Linked DNA regions of Homo sapiens: region 1 is linked to region 2. Evidence: read pairs that join two places in POLR2A ChIA-PET (ENCODE). Cell type or tissue: Panc1. All regions are shown on one strand. Links, peaks and the distances in the headings refer to the core of each region. The heading gives the core; the rest is flanking DNA.

Evidence for each region. Peaks named below come from ENCODE experiments on the same cell type or tissue, not always from the same donor. Only the 100,000 strongest peaks of a DNase experiment are listed, where the experiment ranks them.
Region 1: POLR2A ChIA-PET joins it to region 2 with 6 read pairs; 1 of 35 experiments calls an interaction of 5 or more read pairs at or near these places.

The regions. Positions count from the first base shown.
Region 1 is chr15:67,594,625-67,600,236 of GRCh38, reverse strand. The region is part of intron 7 of MAP2K5 (mitogen-activated protein kinase kinase 5); the gene reads right to left. Among named protein-coding and RNA genes, the nearest start is that of MAP2K5, 55 kb to the right of the region's middle. In Panc1, for the core only: no CTCF peak of the experiment used is centred there; no DNase peak of the experiment used is centred there; H3K27ac peaks cover 727 bases.
Region 2 is chr15:69,550,857-69,558,803 of GRCh38, reverse strand. No RefSeq gene overlaps it. Among named protein-coding and RNA genes, the nearest start is that of DRAIC, 6.9 kb to the left of the region's middle. RefSeq lists enhancers at 1-240, 241-744. In Panc1, for the core only: no CTCF peak of the experiment used is centred there; a DNase peak (open chromatin) is centred at 1,233; H3K27ac peaks cover 1,046 bases.

The DNA of each region.
Region 1 (5,612 bases), core at 610-5,609, 2.0 Mb after region 2:
CCCATAATTAACATTTAACAAACTAAATAATGTTTATGATTTTCCTAGAGTAGATATAGCTTTTCTTTGCAAATAACAAACTAGTATACAGCAATAATTAGGCAGAAATCATATTATGAAGATGGAAAAGCACGAAATCAATGCACTTAAGATGCACATATAGTCGAATATTATAATACATAAAGGAAAAATACATAGGCATGTAATTTTTATTAAAGTCATTTTCGTAACTTTATATATAAGTTTGCATGTTTTTCAAGGTTCTATAAAACCTATTATACCACAAATAACTACTCTCATTTGTATTATGAATAGTAGGTGCCCATAAAATAATGTTTTAGAGTTTAGAGAGCTCCCTATACAATTATTTATCAAATGACTTTAAGACTAGTCAGACTTTATTTGATGCATTCAGTAATTTTCTACACACTGGTCCAGATGCTTAAAAATTAACTGCCAACTTTATTCACTAAGTGGATTTAATAAAGGTGTTCTTTTCCATATAGCTAAAGCTTGGGGAAAGCCACTGCAAGCCCTGAAAAAAAAAAAAATCAATTTCCAGGGAATTGCACTGCCTTGCATGGGCAGAAAATGGATGGAGTTTTTAATTCAATATCACTTGGAAAAAAAATAGTTTGCTCTCAGACCAGTATAGCAAAGCTTTAAATATTTTGCTCTACTCTAAACTTCCACCAATTGAATAAAGCAAGGGTTCATTTACCAAGGGAAATATTTTCCTTCTACACATTTCTGAAGTTGAAGCTTCAGAGAGCTGTGATAATTAGGAGTACAATGCAGGTAACAGAAACAGCTTCTTTTCCAAGCCATTTTACCAATCCTTAAAAGAATATTGACAGATTAATGTGTAAAGGCCAATCCAGCACCCAATTTAATTGTAGTACAACCAGACTGATGCCCTTTACAATCAGCTAATTATTATATTTAGGGTCAGTGAAGTAATGAAAGACATGCCAGAACAATTGGCAACTATTTTCCTATTTGAGGGGAATTCTGTTCATCACTACCTTTATACTACTAATACAGAAAAAAAATATTTTAAGCTGTATAAAAGGTGTGGCATAAACAAAATAAAATCTCATTATTCTGGACCGAATGATAAATTTTAAAGCAGCATGAAGAAAAGTAGCACATAAAGTGACGAGATGCTAAACTAGCAGAGTTGCTGTTTGGTTTACTTTGATCAATGAAGGAAACGTAAATAGCAGTATCCATTGGTGGGCACAAATAGGCCACTGGGGCTAATTCCCTTAGAACATTTCTCTAAGTAATCTAAACATGTCCGTAACAACCTGATTTGTACTATTAACTAACAAGCTACACTCTCATCATGGCTTGACATAAATTTCTACGAGAGACATTTCACTCACTCAAGTACACAAATTCTGCATTTGTGGCACTAAGGTTTAAGAGTAAGCAGGAAGTTGCTATGTAGTAGATAGAGTCTACACTCTGGAGGGGCCACAGTCTGCAGTCATATCCCCTCCACCACTTCATAGGCAAAGGGGTAGGTATGGCATGTCTCTGAGCATGTTCAAATGGTATAATTCTGACATCATAGTCTTTTTACCACTTACATCCACTACAGGGAAAAGAGAAGGGAAGAAGCTACCCAATCCACATTCCCAGCACTCCAACCTAACAAGGAGTAGTAAGCATCCAACACTGTCAGGGCACAGGCGGGGAAGGAGTGCAGGGAGGAGGAGGGGAGAGGGAGAATGTTTATTTCAAGTGTATGTGCATGTGCATTAATTAACACTGTCTAAACAAATTCAAGAATGGAAAAAATCAAGACAAATATGGAATCCTTCAGATAACCAGGAGGATTGCAAGAGTCTCATAAAGATAAAAATGGTTTTGAAGAGCAAGTTCTGGAACCATGTCACTTAGTATCTATAAAAAGTGAGCAACGTGTTCCTATAATGTCTTTCTACAATGTTTTAAAGTTATGCAAACCTTTGGCCTGTGAACTGATTGACAGTTTTTTAGTTTTAGTTTTAGTTTTTTTTTTTTGGAGATGAAGTCTCACTCTGTCACCCAGGCTGAAGTATAGTGGTGTGAACTTGGCTCACTGCAAACTCCACATCTCAAGTTCAAATGATTCTCCTGCCTCAGCCTCCCGAGCAGCTGGGATTACAGGCACACGCCACCATGCCCGGCTAATTTTTGTACTTTTAGTAGAGATGGGGTTTCACCATGATATCCGGGCTGGTCTCGAACTCCTGACCTCAGGTGATCAGCCTGCCTCAGCCTCCCAAAAGTGCTAGGATTACAAGCATGAGCGACCACGCCCGGCCTGACTGTGTTTTAATATTAAAAAATATCAGATTCTTTTTCTTTTTGCTTATTTGTATTTTCTAATTTTTATATGCTGTACAAATACTCCTCATGTAAAAAAATTTGGGGGGGATGGGAAAAACAAAGCAGAGCCCAAGAATTGATTACAAAAAATATTTTTAGAACTTCATATCTCTTATCAAATGGGCTAATTTAATTGATCTTAACTATGAAAAAATCATTAAAGGGATCTACAATCAACCAGTAGTATTTCTGCTTTTTTCATTTAGATAAGGATATTAATTCGACTTTTCAAAATGAAGCATAGGAAGAGTGTTCATTATATAAGAAAGTGCTATTTAGAAGCTTATGGAATATTGTATTTAAATATTATAGTTGGGATCAAGTATCATTTAAAAAATCACAGAAATTTACAGCATTCTAAGACCATTTAGTCCACTTTACTTAAGTTACATAGCTAGTCAAAAACTCAGTCTTTCAGTATACTCCAGTTCAACATCATAGCTCAGCAGTTTGTCTCCGGTATTAAGTATGGAGGGACATTCCTATCAATGGCCACTGGCCCACAGGATGGTAAACAATCAACTGAAAGACACAAGTTAAAAGAAATTTCATTAGCTACGATGTTAGTTTTTAAGAAGAAAAATGTTTTTAAAATCACACAGCTCTTTAAATTGAAAAGAGGTGAAGGAGAGCTTTTTATTCAACAACAATACCAAGTAGTTTTTTTTTTTCTTTTTTTTTTCTTTTTTTGAGACAGATCTCACACTGTGGCCCAGGCTGGAGTGCAGTGACGTGATCTCGGCTCACTGCAAGCTCCGCCTCCCGGGTTCACGCCATTCTCCTGCCTTAGCCTCCTGAGTAGCTGGGACTACAGGCGCCCACCACCATGCCCAGCTAATTGTATTTTTTTAATAGAGATGGGGTTTCACCATGTTAGCCAGGATGGTCTTGATCTCCTGACCTCGTGATCCGCCCGACTCGGCCTCCCAAAGTGCTGGGATTACAGGCGTGAGCCACCATGCCCGGCCAATTCCAAGTAGTTTTTAAATACAGTCCAGGTTCCTTGTTTTGACTAAAAAAGTAAATAAAAGGCAGAATAATAGATGTGAAGGAGGAGGAAGAAAAAGCCACAGGAGTTACAATTACATGTCAACTGCCAAGATAGCAAATGACCTTAGAGAAATGACTGGCACTGAGCTCTGCTCCTGCTGAAAGAGAGGCAGGGGCCATAAAAGAAACAGAGACAGCAACAACCCATGGGCAGAGTCAGGTTGGGTTTGTGTGGGTAAAGGAGGGCTGTTGTGTAGTTTGGACTTACATACACAGCCTCATTTATGTTTCACTCTTCATATGCAATCCAAGATGAACTGTAAGAATCTAAGAGTTACATATACTAGTAATGATACAGTTTTTAAACTTTTTAAATTTTACAGTAGATATATATTCCCCCTCCCTTTTTTTTCTATATACAAAAAGGTTTTCCTGTTGTTGTTGAGTTTTTTTTGAGACAGAGTCTTGCTCTGTTGCCCAGGCTGGAGTGCAGTGGTGCAGTCTTGGCTCACCGCAACCTCTGCCTCCTGGGTTCAAGCTATTCTTATGCCTCAGCCACCTAAGTAGCTGGGCATGGGCCGCCACACCCAGCAAATTTTTTGTATTTTTAGTAGAGAAGAGGTTTCACCATGTTGGCCAGGCTGGTCTCAAACTCCTGGCCTCAAGTGGGCCTCCTAAAGTGCTGGGATTACAGGCATGAGCCACCACGCCCAGCCAAATACAAAAAGTTTTTCTAGAGGCTTTTTGAAGTTATCAAAATAACAGCCAAAAGATGCAGCTGGACCAGAATTAGTTCTAGATCTGATCTGAGTAGATTTATACTTGATTTATCAGGAATAGGAAAATACTGCCACCCTCTCCTATAAAATCTAAAAAACAAAAAAAAAAAAAGAAAAAATAACTTTAGAGATGCAAAGGCCAAACTCACATATCTTTGGAGTAACTGTGCACTTTTTAAATTCTTCAAATTGACACTTTGGGCTATTTCTAATGAGTTTCAAATCAAGGGCCAATGTTAAACAGATGATGCCACACTATAACTGAAGTAGGAAAAACAAATCCAGAAAACACATCAGTGAGACTGATTTATAGCTCTCAATAAAACTTGCCAAAAATATCTTCTGATTTATTTTTTTAAGCTGGAAAAATGGAATTACTCCAACATAAAGTGATAACAGGAAAACAATGTCTCCATTCCAAAGACTAAGTGTTAAACTTTTTTTAAAGTGCTTGATTTAATATATTAATGAAATTAATGGAAAAAATGAAATGGAATTCAATTATGGATCAACACAGAAAATATTCTTTGTTTATTGTCTGTGTTAAGAAGAATCAGTACCTATCGCTTATAAATCATTAAAATAAAAATGCTCAATTAATCCTTATTTTATATGTAAAGGTCTGACAGAAACTAGTCCCATCACTAGACCTTTGCTTCACAAATCGAAGCAATAATGGTTTCAGAAAGCAGTCACACTCTATGAGCAGACAATTGGAGAGATTTAGTAAATCCCACTTTATAGAGCAGAGACTAATCGGAAAACACAGGCCAGTCAAATGTTTCTTATGAACTGTTGACACTATATCAATGCTGAATCAATTGGTGGCATTTACTCTGAGTGACAGAAAAGAAATAAATATTTATATCACATAACCTATATCAATGAACCCAGGCAGAAAGCTATTTCTAACTTGTCAATATTTGATTATCTTGAAGAATCATGTCCCTTTCTTTTAATGATTAATATGAATTCCTTATTAAATCTAAGTGGAGGCTAGTGGAAAGGCAAATCATTATTAATGCTTGAGAGCATAAACCACTAAAATAAAAAACTATGCTCAAGTGTTAAAGTATCATTAAATGTGACTTTTATCTTCCCTATCAAGTGGTGTCAGTGTTCAGCCCAGAAATTTATTGATGCCTACAACTGTGCACAGTACCTCACTGCAATGCAATTTCACTCACTGTTTAGTTATCCTATAGCACTGAGGAATTAAGGAATTAGAAGGAGACATTTTGAAAGCTTCCAAAGGTGGGTTTTTTTGGTTTTTGAGGGAATTTTTTGAGTGCAAGTAAATGTAAGAAAGGCTAATCCTTATAAAGAAAAAAAAAGCCATATTATTTAATATGAGGTTATCACATTCCCAAGGGAAAGCAATAAACATTTAAGTGTCAAAAATCCTTGCCAGGACAACCTCCCACCATATAGAGAACCTCATAACTGAAGCCACTAAGATATCTA
Region 2 (7,947 bases), core at 1,146-6,145:
GTTAAGTAGAGATAACTATATTTCTCCAATCTGCATGGCCTAACATCTGGTTAAGTAAGGAAAATGGGCCCGGAAGATGTGGTATCGATGATCCCCCTATAAGGAGAAGTCTTAGCTAAGGTTGGGTGCATTTGGTGAGTGTTGAGCCACGGCCAACCTGCTTCCGGGCCTAGGGCACTCCCATCCCTGCCCCAACATGGTCCCACAGAGCTCAGGCACAGGCCACAAGGTTCCCAGCCTCCATCAGACCCCAGCTTTCCCCCTCTCCTGCTCTGCTCCTGGCTCCATGAGACAGTAGCATGCAGACTATGAACCAAGAAAAAGTTAAAAGCAAAAAGGAGAAAACTTGTTAAAACCACTGCTGTTTTTAAGGGTCAAGGAAGGATTCCTTGACCTGCCCTGGAGGCAAGAAAACAGGTCACATAAACACCACACCCCTTTCTCCAATCAGCCTAGGGTTACAGACTTACTTCTGTTAGGCAAAGACCTCCTTTCAAGAAGAGAATATGCTGGGCCACTCTGCAGATCTGGAGGAGTTTGGAGTAAGAGTGGGTGCCCCAGACATTGGACCAAGCATTCCACAGGTAGAAGGCTTGGAAGCTGGAAGCCCAGTGAACATGCACCTGGTTAGAGGGATCAGGAAGCCTCAGCTCTGGAGTGGATTAAGATGCAGGTAGAAACAGCTCAGAGTGGGTCTCTAATCCCATCTAATCCACTCTGGGCTCAAGGATCCCAGAAATCCCTTACCAAGCACTTTCTTTGTCTCACCCGCAGTGACCACCTCCCTCCCTTTCCCTTGGAAAGCCCAAGTTATCAGGCAGTGAAAGAACTGGCCCCTGACTCTGCTGCTATAACATCTCCCATGCCACACTGCTGCTTCTGAACATGCAGGCCCTTGAAACAGGAAAAGCAGTACCCACTTTCTCACTCCACAGCTCCACTCACAATTACCAACTGTTTACAGGAAAGACAATGAGAGTGCGTCCCCTGAGAGAAGGGGTTAATTATTACAAGTCAGGAAAACAGAGAGTTACAGTATGCTGACCCCCTCTACCTGAATACACAGTAACTAGTGCTGTTTTTGAAAACACCCAGGTTAGAGCCAGGTTTACATTTGACAAGCATCAGCTAATTACAACAATAATATGAACTACACAACAGCATCAGCATGGCTGATGAATCATTGAAAAGGCTGAGTGACTCTTAGAATGCCCAATTAATGATTCACCCTGTAAAAATGCATCTCCACGCTGGTGCCCAGATCTGGCTCATTATGTTAAAAGCTCTTACGCCACTGGGCCTTACATACAGACTCTAAATATCTTCAGAACTTTGAACTTTGAAATAAGTAAACACGAATATGCACTAACTAGGACTGGCTTCATGGGCACGCAACCTATGAGGCTAGTTATTCAGGGCCTGAGCTCCAAAGGGCACCACCCCCAACTTGGTTGAATGCTCTCTTGAAATTCTGAATAATTCTAGAACAGGGAGCCCCAGCATTTCCATTTTGCACAGGGACCTGAAAATGATGTTTCCAGGCTTGGGCTAAACTCTTAAAGAAGAAAGCAAGAGAAAGTGAGACACAGGAATCCACACATCAAGCCACTTTTGCCCCCATCTGAAGCAAAATGCCCCATTCTTTTAAAATTCTGAACAAGAGAAAGGTGTGGAATTTTTTTTTTTTTTTTTTTTCTGGAGGAAGTGTTTCGCTACATTAGAAATACCTTATGAGTAGGTCTGGCCCTGTCCTCTAAGCTAACCCCTCTCCTCCCTGACCACCCTCTGCAGAAAAACTCCTCTCTGACCTGCCGTGTCTGCAACCTGAGGTTGAGGTTGAGGGATAATTTCAGCTCTTTTCTGAGATAACAGAGAAGTCAGAGTCCTTGCTGTTTCCTTCTTCATAAAATGAAAGAGCATTGCGGGGGCAGCGGAAGGCAGAAGGGACTAAGTCAACCTTTCCCAGCCCTTTCTGAGATGTTCAAAAATGTTCACCCAGAGAGGGTCTCTATAGCAAAAAAAAAAAAAAAAAAAGAAAGAAAAAGAAAAAGAAAAAAAACCAAGTTTTGAAAACTCTGGGTCAAATAAAGTTAACTTTCTGAACTGGAGGACTTTCTCAGAACATTTAAAGAGTTAACAGGAATTGTGTGACTCTCCAAGCCTGGGGTGACAGCACTTTCCAAGCTCATTCTACTATAATTGATGTAACAACCCATCCACCCTGGGGAGTATTTACCATCAGGCTGAGGAATCTTGGACTTCAGAACCTCTCTGAATGCAGTGCAATGACCTGCACTGGTCATTGCAGAGCTCTGGAAGTACCCATACTGAGTGTTCACCTGGTCATATGCTTGGCTAAAATTTGCAGAAGTAAGATATTGCTGTATCCATTTTCTTTTCTTTCCTTTTCTTTTTTGAGAGGGAGTCTCACTCTGTCGCTCAGACTGGAGTGCAGTGGCACAATTTCAGCTCACTGCTACCTCCACCTCCCGGGTTCAAGTGCTGCATCCATTTTCTTAAAGAAAGGTCCTAAAATTGTGTGAGCTTTGGGACCCCCAAAACGCACATCCTCCTCTGCATCCATTTTCACATCTGGAGGCACCACCCTTACATCATAACTAACATCTTAACATGCACCCACATCTCGCATTTCATCTAATTTATAAATAACTGTAGGAGTTGAGTTGGAGCTGGTATAATGTCATTTGCTTAGTAGACTCATAATTAAACATTTTTTCATATTGGTTTTGCTCAGTTGCAAGGAATGTTAATTTTGGAGGCAACACTTTTTAAATTTCCATGTCACGATCATTTTCTTAGGTCCTGGGAAAGCATGTGGGCCCTGAGGACTAGGCCTACAGTGCAGGATGGATAAAATAGGGCTGCACTCAGCCAGCCTCTACAGTTCGAGAAATGCCATACTTATAGAGCAATACTGATTATTTTCATGGTCGTTTCCAATTCAGTGGAAATGTCGATTTAATATCTAATTCAGACTAAAGAGAGATTGGAGTGGTTGGGGGAGTCGAGTTTGGATTGCAGAAATTGAGCTTTTATTATTTTCGAGAAACAGCAGGTTTCCTTGAACTAGGTTAACAAGGTGTTATCTAACAAGACCTTAGGGGGCTGATTTAACGGTTAGGACAAGATTGTTGTGTAATTAGCTTATCAACTCTGTATATGTAAATGAAGGCTTTTAAAGTCTTAGGAAAACTGGCTCTTGCTCTTAAGTAATTTAACTGTTTCCCCTTGATGCTCTTCATTCTCTCCAGCTTGGACACTTCTTTCCTTAATTAAGCATTTATGGAAGTCCATCTTGTGCGCAGCACTGTGCCTAGGGATTGAAATATGAGTAAGACCCAGTCCCTGCTCTCCACCAGCCCATGGTCTAATCAGAGGTCCGCGAACCTTTTCTGTAAAGGACCAGATGGTAAATACTTCAGTTTTGCAGACCATCTCTGTTGCAATAATAACCCGACTCGGCCCTTCAAGTACAAACGCAGCCACGGACAACGTATCAACAAATGAGTGGCCATGTTCCAATAAAACTTTATTTACAAAAGCTACTTGGGCCATGGTTTGCAGACCCTCTGGTCTAAAGAGAGAGACAAAAATATAAATAATTTACTATGCAAAGATAGAAACTTAATTCTGTGCAATTATGGAAGCGCTAGCCAAGTGCTGTGGATTCACAGGGAAGAAAGAAGTAATTGATTTCCAGGAGAGGCCAGAAGCTTCCTGGAAGAGCCATTGCCTCTTGGTTCAGGCCTTTATGGTCCCCCAGTTGCTTTGTTCTTATCCATTTTTCCTCCCCATTGAGGCCAAGGGCTTCTGCGACCTGGCATCATTTTGTATCATTCCTGGGGCCTAGCTAAGATGTGAGCACAGGTCCTGCCTACAAAATCACAGCTTCTGAGTCAGCATCCAGTCAAATAAGGTTGATGTTGTTAGAGCAAAACTCCGATTGGGCTCTCACCCAGGCTTCAGATAAACACTTCTTGTTTGGAAAACCATGGTGCCTTTGAGGGGAATTAGACAATGTAATCTCCTCCTGCACGCAACCTCTGCTCTAACTCCTTTATTGTTCTTCCAGACACTTTCTCTTTGCATTTTCAATATCCAAATGCCATTTAGTTTATTGAGGCTTGTTTGCTCAGGGCTGGGCAAATAAAAGAACAAAGGAGGCTGTGAGCATCACCCCAGCCTTTGCTATCACGGGCTCTCAAGGTGAGCTTAGCAGCCTTCAGCACCAATCCCCTTAACAGGCTGCAGGCCAAGGTCGCTGGAGATGTGAGATGCAGGGCTATAAAGATGGGATAGGAGACAAGGCACTTTCTAAAAGGACTCCCGATAGCATATCTCCAATTCCACCAGGAACTAGGAAAAGGATGACACCCTGGCAATAACAGCAGGTAAATGAATTACTCACCCAGTAAAACTGATGGAGCTGATAACAGCAAGACCCAGAGATTGTTGGGTCAGAGGTTGCATCAGGAGACGGCTTCAGAGATTTAGGCTGTCGATCACCTTCATCAGCCTTTCTCCAAGACCTCTCCAAGTCAATATCCGATCTACCTAGGAGTACAGTGTGCTCACTGTGCCACCCAGGCAGGGGCCACCCCTAAGCCCTTTCTCTAGAAACACTCTGCAGCCCCCACTGCCCACTTGTTCCTGGTGTTCACCAGTGGGGGACAATGCTTGTGAATCCCCCAATATTTGTATGACTCTTGGGGAAGCTAGAGGAGGACAAATCAGAGAATGCTGGATCCAAAATATAACTTTCCTCAGGATATCAAATCCAGTTAGCACCAGCAAGCACCCTGCCCCTCCCCTTTGAACTCCCCAGGCTGCTTTCTGACCTGTAGGATGAATCTACGACTCTGCCTACCTGCCGCTCATAGCTCCTAGGAGTACAACTTCCAGCCACTGCTTCTCACGTGAAAACTCTCAGCTCAAGCACTGGAGGCAGAGTCCACTACACAGGGAGGCTAGGAGCCCGGGTCACTGACCTATATGAACTGCCACCAATAAAGAGCCTTTCTCTTAAAATGAGGAAGAGAAGGAAGAAGAGGCAGGTGAAGGCAGAATTGATTCATTTCCAGCCCCTGGGACTCTTTTGAGTCAATGGTTCCAGAACTGTAAAGTCTGTCTGTAAAGTCTGTAATTTAAACAAGCAAACAAACAAAACCTTCTACAGGTGTTGGGTGAAAAATCCCTCAGGTTTTTTCACCTTGGTGGGAAGGTCCAGGTGGTCAGATGACCTGGGGCATAGAATAATAAGGATAGAGGGGCCCTGTCTGGGGCTCTCCCAGGTGAAGTCAGCTCCTCATCACTGGCTTCTCATCAAGGATGGTGTAAAAGCCAACGGCGGCTCTACTTCATCTCCTCAAACAGACCCTTCCAAACTCAGGACTAAAGCTAGAGAAAGAAGGAGGGAAGGGAGGTGGCTTTGCTCCTGGCTCAGCTTCCATTGGCTGAGCTTCTACTGTGTGCCAGGCGTGCATTATCTCCTTTAGTCCTCTCACACTCCTAAGTGATGTGTGATAATCTTGTTTTATAGATAAGGACACTGACAACACTTTCCCTAGGTCCTCCTGCAACAAAGTGGCCAGGCTGGAAGTCAGCACAGGCCTGGCCTCAAACCCACGCTCTTGCCACTAACAAACTTCCGCAGAAAGAGAAGGAAGGTGTGTTTAATGTAAGTGTTAAATGTGTGACAGGAAATGGATGAGCCTGTGGGGGCTAAATTGACTTGCTGGGGTTAGGAGAATGGCATCCTGACTTGTTCTGATCCCTACTCTGACTCCTTTCTGATCCCCACTTCCCCACACATACTCTTGGTTGGGCCAGGGGATGCTAGCCTCAGCCCTTGGGATCCACTCCCACTTCATAAGAAACCAAAACCAAATGTGGGGTCCTGCCTTAGCAAAGGTGAGTGACAGGCAGAGCTGGGATGCTCTGTGCCCAAGGGCCCTCAATGGCCTGTACCTCCTCTCTACCACCTGGGCCCTTTGGCTCATTTCTACCCCCGCACCCCTTAAAGTCACCTTCTTGGATTAAGTCACTGTGCGTGCTGGCCTCTCCAGTCTCCTCCTCTCTCCTGGGGCATCTGAGACTCTGAGTCCTAAGCTGGAGGCTTCTCGTAGTCCCACAAGGCTCACAGCCAGGCCAGCCCACAGTTCTGCCCCAGCTAGGGTGGAACATGCGTGCTGTGGCTGGAGAAGACAGCTGACTCTGCAAATGCTCCTCAATCCTATTGTTTGACTACCATGCCTCTTTTCCCAAAAGAACAGCAAGTGTGTCTCCAGCCCTCTTCCTGAGACAGAACAGAGGGGCGAGAGGGTTTATGGTTAGGCACTTGGAACCATAAACCTTTCCCCATCAAGAAAGGTGGGGGGAAATGGGAGGGAGCTCATTTGTGGATGGAGATCATAACTGGATGTGGTCGGAGGGACCCCAAGAACCCAGTCTGTTCGCATGGCTGCATGGCCATTCTCCTTCGTAGCCTCTCCGCATATTGTACCGGATCTCTCAGCACCAGTGCTTCCCCACTTGCCTTCTCAAGGCCTGAGAGCCACTTCCTGCTTCTTTATGATTTCTGTGGTCTCCCAGCTTTAGCCTGCAAAAGGCCAACTGCAGCCTTGCCTCTACCCATAGATATCATTTCAGAATCTGTCTCTGATTCTACCTGCCTTATTCTCCCTGGGTTTCTTAATTCCAATTCCCAAGAGCCTGAATCTGCTTGGCCCATCTTCTCATACCAAGCCACACACTAAGTTACTGGTCACTCTGTAGATTGATGCTGATGGGTCAGTTTCCCTGCTCTGCTGGGGTCAGTCGGGTCTGAGGCAGATACAGTCACAAGGCTGCAATGGCCCAATGGCTTTTTCTTGACCATGGCACAAAATACAGCCAATTTACTGAGACAGTGTTATTGCAATAGAGAAAGAATTTAATAAACACAGGGCCAGCTAAACAGGAGACTGGAGTTTTATTACTTTGATCAGCCTCCCTGAAAATTCAGAAACTAGGGTTTTTTAAGGATAATCTGGGGGGCAGAGAGCCAGGAAGTATGGAACAATGATTGGTTGGGTCGGGATAAAATCAGAGAGGGTTGAAGCAAGTTCTTCCTGCTGCTTTCAGTTCCTGAGTGGGATCACAGAACTAGTTGAGCCAGTTTACCGACCTGGGTGGTGCCAGCTGGTTCATTAGAAGGCAGGGTTTGAAAAATATCTAGAACATCAATCTCAGGTTTTACAGTAGTGATGTTATCCATAGGAGCAAGTGGGGAGGTTAGGAATCTTGTGGCCTCTGGCTGCATGACTTCTGAGCTGTAATTTCTAATCTTGCGGCTCATTTGTTAGTTTTACACAGGCGATCTGGTTCCCAGGCAAGGAGGAGGTTTATTTCAGGAACAGGCTGTTATCATCTTTGTTTCAAAGTTAAACTACAATCTAAATTCTTTCTATACTTTACCCAGCCTATGCCCAGGAATGAACGAGGGCAGCTTGGAGGTTAAAAGCAAGATGGTGTTAGTTAAGTCAGATTTCTTTCACTGTCATAATTTTCCCATGTCAGATTTTTCTCATTGTCGTAATGTTTGCAAAGGTGGTTTCAAGGCTGACTGGGGACAGGGGCTGAGAGTTGGCCTTTCCGCTTACAAGGGTCTAACAGACTTTCTGAGTTGCTGCTCACCTGATGGAAAACCTTCACTCCATCCCCTCTTAGGTGTGGGGCCTTGGACAAGTCACTAAAGCTCCCTTAGCTGCAGTTTTCTCATCTGCAAATGAGGAACTGTCTATAAGCAGCTCTCCAGGTTTGAATCCAGAGTTGTGAGATGCAAATAAGCGCCCAGCACAGCACCTGACTGAAAAGGAGTCCCTCTCTCTCATCCAACTGCAGCCAGGGTGGGCTGCATTCTTCAGAGAAATCACCCTGCCGACTGCC